Regions from separate parts of the Homo sapiens genome. Here region 2 is linked to region 1. A link is an interaction called in ENCODE POLR2A ChIA-PET data of the cell type or tissue named here. Cell type or tissue: PC-3. All regions are shown on one strand. Each heading gives the region's core, and the rest is flanking DNA. Links, peaks and the distances in the headings are about the cores only. Region 1 overlaps COL13A1 (collagen type XIII alpha 1 chain). Region 2 has its middle 13 kb from the start of TSPAN15.

What was found. Peaks named below come from ENCODE experiments on the same cell type or tissue, not always from the same donor. Only the 100,000 strongest peaks of a DNase experiment are listed, where the experiment ranks them.
Region 2: POLR2A ChIA-PET joins it to region 1 with 14 read pairs; 2 of 35 experiments call an interaction of 5 or more read pairs at or near these places.

Annotation. Positions count from the first base shown.
Region 1 is chr10:69,863,188-69,868,556 of GRCh38, forward strand. It overlaps COL13A1 (collagen type XIII alpha 1 chain), which reads left to right. Exons shown (of 41, transcript NM_001368882.1): 3 at 4,611-4,618. Among named protein-coding and RNA genes, the nearest start is that of COL13A1, 64 kb to the left of the region's middle. RefSeq lists enhancers at 3,670-4,653, 4,654-5,369. In PC-3, for the core only: no CTCF peak of the experiment used is centred there; DNase peaks (open chromatin) are centred at 624, 1,384, 1,744 and 2,454; H3K4me3 peaks cover 882 bases; H3K27ac peaks cover 5,000 bases.
Region 2 is chr10:69,435,619-69,440,926 of GRCh38, forward strand. No RefSeq gene overlaps it. Among named protein-coding and RNA genes, the nearest start is that of TSPAN15, 13 kb to the right of the region's middle. In PC-3, for the core only: a CTCF peak has its summit at 2,940; DNase peaks (open chromatin) are centred at 3,123, 3,893, 4,323, 4,763 and 2 weaker places; H3K4me3 peaks cover 2,644 bases; H3K27ac peaks cover 3,803 bases.

The DNA.
Region 1 (5,369 bases), core at 103-5,102:
AGCAGCATCCCTGGCCCGTACCCACTACAGACCAGTAGAAACTTCCCAGTCGTGAAATCAAAATGTCTCCAGACATTGTCAACTATCCTCTGGGGAGCCAAATTCCCCCGAGCTGAGAACCCCTGCTCCAGCAGGCAGAGTGTAACCAATATCATTAGTCACCCAAGGTCTGAGGGGAGCCCGTGATGCACAGCACCTGTCCTGGCAGAGATGGGTGGGTCGGGCATGTGGCAGAGCTGGTGGCAGGTGGTCAGCTGCAGGCACCAGGAGGCATGGGTGGGGGCTAGGACCCCAGCTTCTAGGAGCCCAGCGGTCAAGCAGGGTCAGAAGATGGTTCAGATGACACTGAACTTGGGAGCACCCTGCCACTCTTGATGCCCCCTGTCCAGGACCAGGACTGGATCCAGCGACTGGGTGGCACCAAGTCCAGGGTCGAGGGGGAGGGGACTTACCTGACCACTTTAGAAGGGGCTGAGGGCCCAGCCGCCCCTTCCACCCCTGAGAACTTCATGACCTCCAGCCAGGAGAACACAGGCTTTGCAGCAAGAGAGACCAAATTCAAATCCAGGCCCTACCATATGGAAATAAAAGTTAAACAATCAACTTAAGCCAGGCATGGTGACTCATGTGTATAATCCCAGCACTTTGGGAGCCCGAGGCAGGCAGATAGCTTGAGCTCAGGAGTTTGAGACCAGCCTGGGCAACATAGTGAAACTCCATCCTTACAAAAAATACAGAAATTAGCCAGGTGTGGTGTGTGGTCTCAGCTACTCGGGAGGCTGAGGTGGGAAGATTGCCTGAGCCCAGGGAGGCTGAGGCTGTAGTGAGCCGTGATTGCACCACTGTACTCCAGCCTGGGCAACGGAGTGAGATACTATCTCAAAAAATAATAATAAATTAAATTAAATTAAATTAAAATTTTTTAACCTTAAGAATCAGATGCCATCATCTAAGAGCAAGGTGACCACCTTAGGCAGGTTGCTTAACCTCTAAGCCTCAGGTTCCAAGTCTATGGAAGGGGTGATAATGCCAACTTCACAAGGTTGTTATAAAGACAAAGTGCGGTGTTATAGTTACCATGCTTAGCACTGTGTCTATGTCTGCCGCATAATGAGCACTCAGTAAATGTCGATTGAATGAATGAAGGAATGAAAAAATGAATCCTCCTACAGCAAACCTTTCTCCCTTAAACCCTCATGTTTGTTTTAGTTCTCATCACTGGAATTTCTCCAGCTTTCTAACATAGGAAACTGTTGGCTTCTCAGCGGGAGGAAATGAGTTATTCATCTCTGTATCATCAGAGCTTTGCATCAGGCCTGGTAGATAATAAATGCTTAAAAAAATGAAGTTTTCCTTCCTCAGAGGACAATGAGTATACTTTATTCATCTTTAGAGAGCCACAGCCCAGCACAGTGACTCACACAGTAGGCATTGTTAAGTGTTTGTTGAATGAACGAACATACAAAAAGTGGTTGAAAAAGGGCACGACCCAGAATGCTACCCCAGAATTCTTCATGGGGGTCCATCCCTATGTGTCCATTTTGGGGAAGCATGGCCGCCTTGCTCGGAAGAGGTGGGTCAAACCCCGGCGGAGAACGGTAGTGGCCTCAGCAGGAAGCTGAGGCAGTGCGTGACAGACATCAGCAGGGAGGTCTCAGGCAGAATGTCCCCACCCTGGATGGCTGTTGTGACCCTCTCCTGACAGCCCTGCTTGCGGGCTGCTTAGCCCACCTGAGGGGGCTGGGACAATCTTCATAGTTCTCCCTGCTGCAAGAAACAGGTTCCTCCTGAGGAAGCAGCAGGTGCATGGGCGGAGTCCAGGTGTCTTCCTCCTCTCTCAAAATGTGGTAGTACGGGCAGTACCTCAGCAGGATCAGCATGAGATATGGTGTGCTCTGTTAGGAAGACCCCAGGATGGGGAGTCAGGAGACTGAATGCCGGTCTCACCGCCATCACCTGCCCACAACATGGCCCTGGATGGTCATGAATCTCCCTGGGCCTCTCTCTCTCCATCTGTACTGTGGGGACTTGGTAATGCCTTGGAGTGACTCCATCCTTTGGTGCCTGGCCAGGGTAATGGGCACAGCCAAGTGGCCCACATGGGAGAGCAACTAGTGACATCAAGGCACTGCTAGATTTTGCAAAGCCATCAGCTCCCCAGCATCTTAGAGCTGCCAGGCATTGAACACAGCATCAGGGGAAGCATCTGCTTGGAAACCCAGGGCTGTCCCAATGCAGGCCTGTTTGATGAAAATTGGCAGGGGCAGGACGGGAGTTGGGTTTTCCAAGGCACCTGAAGATTTTCCAGTGGGTCTCATGAAGACCATCCCTAACAGGGGAAAAAAGGTGTGTGAGAGAGAAAGTCTTCTTTTATAGCACCTGTATAGCTCTTCCCCTTCTATGGCACAGCATTAGCTCACAAAGAGGATTTTCCTGTTTCTGAAATCCCTGTAGGGGACAGGTATGGGTAGTGGCAGCCTGGCTGAGCTTGGAAGAGCCAAATTCCCTTGCATAAGACAAAGGTGCCTGTAAAAGACAGATGAGAGGGTTGAGTCTAGAGAAGGGGGCTGGAGGCTGACCATAACAGGCATCCCAGGGGCAGGTCTGGAGAGGACTTGGTCTGCAGGCAATTGCAGGGTGGGGGGTAGGTTGCTTTCTGAATGAGAGACAGAGAGAGAGGCACTGTAGAGAAGGGTCCAGAGCTCTACCATTTACTAGCTGCATGGCCCTGGGGAGTCGCTCAACCTTCCCATGCCTCAGTTTCTTCATCCGCAAGGCGGGAATGATAGAACCTATTGCATAATGGAAAACCCCTCGAATTGTGCCTGGCACCTAATAAGGACCATAGAGGTGTATGCAGTGACAATGGTGGTGGCAGTGGTGGTGATGTAAAAACCCTCAAAATCTTCAGTAGAATTTATATCCTCCAGGGGTGCACCCAGCAAACTGCTCCTCCTGCTACCCAGCTGAGCCTTGAGTCTTGTGCCAGCTACCTGGCTGCATCTGGTGACACCTATGCAGCCGAGAGTGCTAACAACAGGCCGGGCTGCCCTCAGAGCTCCAGTCTGTGTCACTGGGGACATCTCAGAGCTCTAGCCTGTGTCACTGGGGGCATCACCAGAGCCTGCCACAGTGGGAGCCAGGGCCCCGTCAGGCCTGGCAGGCGCAAGGCATCTGCCCTCCATGTGGCTGAAGCATCCCAAAATTGCCACAGGCTGAATTTTGTCACCAGCCTGCTTCTCATGCAGAGGACATCTCCCCCAGCCAGGAGGCACAGATTTCCCAGCTAAGCTGGCCCCTCTGGCAGGCTGCGCTCAGGGGATATTTTCAGATTCTGGGTGACATTCCTCTGCCACTCAGCCTAATGGCTCCCAGATGCTCCCCCTGCTCTGTGCTCCCTCCCGCTTGTTCTGGGCCCTGCATGCAAGGCCCGGGCCTGGGGCTTGCTCACCCAGGCTCTACACCTCTTGACTTTTTCTGTTGCTTTTAATCTAAAACACTGTGTTCCTCCTTAACGTGATGGCTTGACAGAGGCCAGCATGAAAGAGGCTGTTTCCTCCTGGATGGTGACCAGGGCAGAGAAGCCGACAGATAAAGGAGGAGAGAAGGAAGCCGGCTCTGGGAATGGGAGGAGCACGGGGAAACATAGGAGCCTTTATTGGCCGAGCATAAAAGAAGCAACAGGAGTCGCAGCTGAGTTAACGTGGCCAGGGCACTAGGGGCCGGGCAGACACACCAGGCCCAGCTGGGAATCACCGGGAGGGTGGGGTTTCGTGGCTCATGTTCCGCAGAAGCGCCTTTCCTTCCCTATCTTTCTGGGACTGCTTTTCTAAACCTTCCCTCCCGCTCCCCACCCCTATTCCTTTTTTCTCCCTCTCGGAACACTTGAATTTGTCATTCTTGGCTGTTGCCAGTAATGAGATAGGGCTGCTGCTGCGGCCGTGGGAGGGAGGTGGGGAGTGGACACCAGAAAGAGAAAGGAACAGAGAGAGGCATGGAGGAGGGTGGGGCCGGAGCCCGAGAGGGGGCTTTGAGAAAGAGGCTGTGGGTGGCAGACCCTGGAGGGGTGAAGTGCCTAACTCACTGCTAAACAGAAACCAGGACGGGCCAATGGGCCTCAGGCAGGGTGCACAGTGGCCATCCACGCCCGCCCCTGCCTGCCTGCTGGCCCTCCCTGACGTGCACAGTGAGGACACGGGCATGCTAACGGTCCTCATCTCTACGGGATCTGTTATTTCCGCCTTTCTCAGTGTGCCTCGCTGCCCACTGTCCCGTGTTCTGCAAAGCAGCCTTGTACACAAGTTCAGGCAGGTCCCGTAGAGCCCGTTTTGTGGGGTGGGAAACTGAGGCAGAAGGGCCACCGGCAGGTCCCCAGCAGGGCTGAGCCTGGGGCCTAGACCTCTGGATTTCTCATCCAATTATGAAAATATGGAGATGAAATAAAGGGGGAAGAGATTATATTGGTGAAAGTAGGCCAGGAAAAGACAAACTTCGAAGACCAGATGGAAACCCCTCCGCTGATGAATCCTTGGACACTGCTTCCAAGGCGGCCTCCCCACCGCCCCCTACAGCAATGACACTGACCCAGGCATTTTCTCTCTCTCTTTCAGGACCTCCTGTAAGTACTCAAGCCGAGGGTCTCGTGCATCTGAAAGGCCTGTGTCACCTGCTGGTAACGGGGTTCTGGGTGGGGGCACTGAAAGCTGGGCCCCTGCTGTCTTGTTGGGGGCCTATGCAGGCTCCTGAGGGGTCCCTCCAGAATGCCTCTTGTGGGGAGGAGGCTACCATTTTGCTTTTCACCCACTTCTGCACCCCTCCAGGGCAAGACAATGGCTGCCCCCAGGGCAAAGCAGGCCCCAAATTTCAATATGAAAGAGTGGCTTTCCCTCTAATTAGCTCAGTTCCTTTGTCCCCAAAGAAGCTATTGGAGTCAAAAAAAAAAAAAAAAAAAAGCACCAGGTATTAGAAGAAAAGAAATCATCTCTCCTCAGTTCTGCCCCTTGAAAGGTCCCAGAAAACAGGTCATCGAGCTGGCTGCAAGCATGGTCTGCTCCAGGGGACTCACATCCACACCCCTGAGTGGGGCAGCTCCATTCTGGCCACTTTGGGCAGGTGGTGGTGGTGGCGGCGGCAATGGTTATGTAAGAGAGAGCGGTGTCAGCCGGTTAGACTGGGAGACAGCACATAAATTATAGGCATCATGCCGCACTCCTTCCTGGCCTTGCTAGGAAGCCCAGGGTGGGGCAGGGAGTGGAGCCACTTCCAGAGAACCTGAGAAGAGCCCAAGGAGACTGCCTCCCTCAAGTAATGGATCCAGAGAACAGGAGCACCTGCCTTTGATATCCCAACAAAAGACCAGAGGGCGCTGG
Region 2 (5,308 bases), core at 309-5,308, 430 kb before region 1:
GTGGGTAACTCCTTTCTGCAGGCAGGTTGTCCCGATGAGTGCAGCTCTCAGCAGAGAGGAGACCTGGAGTGGGTAGTTCCTATCCATAGGCAGGTTGTCCCGATGTCTCTGTGAGTCTGGTTGAGTCCAGGGTTTTTACAGGCTTCAGAAGGGAGGAAGTGTGTGCTGATTGTTTCATGGGAGGCCATGGGTGGGCCCGGAAAAAACACCATTAAGTTCTCGCTCTGGGCTGTCGACTCTACCCAGAACTGACAGCCTGGCCCTGTGCTTTAGGCCGTCCATGGCTTGAATGTGGGGCTTCACCAGGGACCTGCCCCTTTCCACCCAGGAGTCTATCTGCCTCCTGCCACCATCTACATGTCATCCATGGCACCCAGGCTGTTCCAGCCGAGGCCTGGCAGGCCAGCAGGCCCAGGCTGAGCCACACTCAGCCCCACCTCAGCCTCCCTCCCAGGCTTGTTTGTGCCCAGAGTCCGGAAGGGGCTGAGGCGGCAGGGGGCTGGCATATCAGCACCATCCAAGCATGCGCACACCTAGCCGGGTCACGAGAGTACCCGGGCTTGGCCACAACTTTGCTCCGTAATTGGAGCAGGCACTGGGAGCAGGAAGACGCCAGGCAGTGGGAGCAGGCACTTCAGAGCCTGCAGGGCAGGGGGCTTCCCGGGCCTCTGAGAGTGCAGGGATGCTTGGGTCTGCAGCTGTAGCTGGGCAGCTGCAGCTGTGCCTGGGAGGGCAGGGCTCCCACCCCGCCAACTCGGAAGGAGGTGGGGCTCCCATCTGTTTTTGGCTCCCACCAGCTCTGTGGAGCACGTAGCCCTGGCTGAGCTATGGAGACGGAGTCTTTCTCTCTGTAGGCCAGGCTGGAGTGCAGTGGTACAATCTCAGCTCACTGCAACCTCCACCTCTCAGGTTCAAGCGATTCTCATGCCTCTGCCTCCTGAGTAGCTGGGATTACAGGCGCATGCCACCACACCTGGCTAATTTTTGTATTTTTAGTAGAGACAGGGTTTCATCATGTTGGTCAGGCTGGTCTTGAACTCCTGACCTCATGATCTGCCTGCCATGGCCTCCCAAAGTGCTGCAGGTTATAGGCGTGAGCCACTGTACCTGGTCGCATTTTATATTTTTTAAAATGCGAAAATCTTATTGGAAGCTTATGTCCCATTGGCCAGAACTGTGTCATCCAGCAAGGGGAGCTGATAACGAGTACATTTTACTTTTCCAGTCTCCATAGTGGAGTCAGAGAAGGGAATGGATGGAAATGGGGCTGAGTAGGCAGCCAACAGCAGCTGCTACATTTCTTCATCTTGGATTTCGCCTCCACGTCTCTTCTCTTTCCTTTCAGATTCCCACTTCTTTGTGTTTTTGCTCTATACTGCAAGATGTCTCTCTCCCAATATCTTCCAGACCACTGATTCAATTCCCAGCATTTACTGTCTTCTAATGAATTGCTATATTTGAAAGTCATGTATGTTAGTTTGCAAGAATCTTTTTGAGTGTGCTGTGATCACATCTTGAGAGTTCCCATACCCTTTTCCCTCCTTTTTCTTTGAGGTTCTTTTCTGCCTTTCCTACTAGTTCACCTGGGGCTTCCTCCTCCGTGTTACCGAGTCTTCTTAAACAGGTGCGATTTTTCTTTACTTGCTCATGTTTTTTTCCTCTTGGTTCCCATAGGGACAAGGCTGTTGATATTTCTAGAGTAGGGCAAAACCAGTAAGTGCTGGAAGATCATTTACTTTGTTTTCTCCTGGGCCCATGGCGAGGGAAGGGTCTGGCAAACTGTCACTTCTTCACTCTCTCCATCTCACTTGTCCTCAGAGTCTCACAGCCAGCTAGGATCCATCAGTCAGCAAGTGCCGTTTCCCCTGCTCCACAGACGTCAGGTGGGTAGGGCAGGCCCCCAAGGACCACGCACAGCCTGCAGCAGAAGCAGCCCTTCCCCGAGAAGAGTTCTGCTGGTGGGGTCATCTCCAGGCACCAGAAATTCCGTGCCAACTGATGCCTTCTCTCTGCTGGCCTTTCAGCTCTCGCTCAGGAGACAGAAGCCCCAAACCTGTTCTTGTCCTTGGAGAGGTAGGGGCTCTCCTGGTCTTCAGGTGCACCTCAGGGCTTCCTGATTATGTTACCCAAAGAGTGAGTGAACTGACAGGGTAAGGGAGGTGAGGAACACTGGCATTTAACGCTTCATCATGGGACTTTCAGGATCACTGGAGCCATATTTATAAAGGTTTGACTGTTGCTTAATGCCTCCATATTTGCTGTACAAACAGATGTTGTAAATCCAAGTGCATCTTTCCTGTTTCCCAAAACAGGCCTAGCAAGGCTTCTCTGGAGGCATTCTGTCAGTAGTTTGATTGAATTAGATGAGTGGGTTGTGAATAGAGTTCAGACAAAAGGATGGTATAGGAAATAAAAGAATGCATCACATGGTAAGGGCGAGTTTGTTTCAGGCTCAGTTGCGTGATTCATATGCACATTGTGCTATAGTATATCATACATTTCCAGGTAATGTTAAAAACATATGAGCAATGCTAAGTTAGAGGACGTTCTGGGGGCAGTTGACGTGGTTTCCCGAGAGAGTGAAATTGGAGGGAGTTTAGATCCTTTACTAAAAGAAGTCTATGACCCCTCTAGCTCCAGCTGACTTTAATTACAAGGTACCCTCACAGCAGTTACACTGCACTATAACTAACCACTAAATAGTAGGTGAAACTGTGCACCCACAGTGAATTTTTCAGCAGCCCCCAGCAGTGGTCTTTACCCAGCCCCCTTACTTCTATCCCCCAGGAATTCAAGGCTGACTTGGTTTCTCTGCAGTCGTTGTGAAATGCTCAGGGCCGTTTGCTCTGGCAGAGTGAGAAACTTTGGGCAAAAAATCTGAGACTGTCTCCTCCTGGGTAAACCTGGGAGAATCCTTCCTGTCTTTTTCTCCACACAGAGTGATTATGATGACCCATGAGAAAGAAAAACAACGGTTTAGTCGACACATGTTGTAACAGAAGATTATATTTTGTTAATGAAGCGCCATCTGTTTTTTTCTGAACAAGGCTGAGAGGGATTTGGGTGTGTAAGATAGAAAGTAGGTGCTGCCGCTGAGCTGAGCTCAGTAGACAGGAACGAGGAAGTTAAAATGCCCTGAGGGAAAATATAGGAAGTAGGAGAAAGCCAGAAAGTCTGGGAGCAGAGAACTGACGCCTCCAGGAGACCCAACAAGATTGTCATCAAATGGTGACTGAATTTCAGGGGAAGCCTGGGGAAGGACAGAATTCTGCTGAATTCTGCAGAAGTCTTCAGCTGTCAGAAGTCTGAGGTGTGACTGCCAGAGAGTCAGCCCTCATGGCTGAGGGGACAGCTGGCTTCCATGTTTAATGAGCATCTACCTGTGTCCAGCACCCCTAGGCACCCAGACACTGGGGTGGCATCTGGAAGTAAGACGGTTCTTTCCACCCACAGTGCTGACAATCCAGCAAGGAAGGGGGCACTCTCCGAGTAAATCTGCACTTGGAAAGTGCTCTAATATATGAGGTGGAGGTGCTTTGTCAACTGCAAACTGTGAAATCCACCTTTAAGGGCTGCTGGCGTCCCATAGCAACCAGCACATGGCCAGACGCTGTGGTTCCTTTACTGCTGCTCATGAACCAGCAGATCCATGTGTGTTTTTGAATGTAAAAGCCTTCCAGCCCTTCTTTTGCCCACCTTCCTCTATAGCCACAGGCTCAAATCCAGACCCCATTTCAGTGTCCCCTAGTACTCTATCCTTGGTACCCTCAGACTGCCCTGGGAGCACAGCTAACTTCCCTGAGGCTCCCCTCCCCCAGCAGCACCCAACCTTTCCCAGAGCAGCTGCCCTGCCCTCCTGAATGACAGATGGAGCTGCTCGGGGCATGATGCCCGGGCACCGGGGCATCCAACCTCTTCCAGTGTGAGTCAGGCAGGCCTGGTCCAACATCCCATCAGCCAGTGCTCCCCAGCTGCTTCCCCGGAATGCCTGGCTGAACCCCAACAAGGCCAGCCCCTGCAGGCAGATGGCTCTGAGACTCTTCCTCTGTCAAAGCTCTGCAAGATGTCCCGGTGCAGTGGCTCATGCCTGTAATCTCAGCACTTTGGGAGTCCAAGGCAGGTGGATCACCTGAGGTCAGGAGTTTGAGACCAGCCTGGCCAACATGGCAAAACCCCGTCTCTACTAAAAATACAAAAGTTAGCCAGGTGTAGTGGTGGGTGCCTGTAATCCCAGCTACTTGGAAGGCTGAAGCAGGAGGATTGCTTGAGCCTGGGAGGCGGAGTTTGTGGTGAGGTGAGATTGCACCACTACTGCACTGCAGCCTGGGTGACGGACAAGAGACTCTGTCCACATCCCCCCCCGCCCACAAAAAAAAAAAAAAAAAAGCCCTGCAAGATCAGCCTGGAGTCTCCTCATCTGGAAGGGCCCCTCTCCTGTGGAGATAAGAGGTGTGAATGGCATTTTCTCAGCCTGCCAGCCACCTGGCATTGGCTACTTACAAGAATCTCTCAACTGGAAAACGTGCAAAGGATAAAAACAGGAAATTTTCAGAACTGTATATCCTCAACCTCACTAATCATCATAGACATGAAAATTAAACAGGATATTTTTCACTTAGAAAACATTTTATTGTGCAATACAGCCCATAAATAGAAGAGGACACAAACTTAAATATATAGCCGTGAGCAATACACCACCCTTTTAGCTTGAGTTTCTCTATCCACTCATGTGGATGTTGGACACAATTATGTCTAAAGATCCTCCCAGCTCTGGGACCTCTTGAATCATCACTACTGTCAGTCTTGGTTTACTGCTAATTCCCTCAATGACCTGGGGAAATAGTCTAACCTGTTTTCTCATTTGTAATTGGGCATACAAACAGCTACACACCCTGCCTCACAGCACTGATTTAGGTGGGTCCAAAAAGATTAAAAGCTTTTTTTTAGGTATAATAAACTATCAAGCAATCCAAAAAATTTTGACAGAGAAAGCCAGCCAGAAGACAGATACCTTACAACGGCGGATGCCAAGTACAGGGCCAGCCCTGCACTGTCAGGAAGGGAAGTGGCCCTGGGGGTCTCTGAGGCTTTCCCTCTGAGGGTGAGGGAAGATTTTGCCTCTACTCTCTGAGGGTTTCATACACACACACACACACACACACACACACACACACACACACACCCGAAAAATGAACAAGTCCCAAAAGATGCGCAGTTGCACCTGGGGTCCAGGCTGGGAAACTAGTCATATGGGAGAAGAATGACTGCATTTTTTTTTTTTTTTTTTTTTTTTTTAGACAGAGTCTTC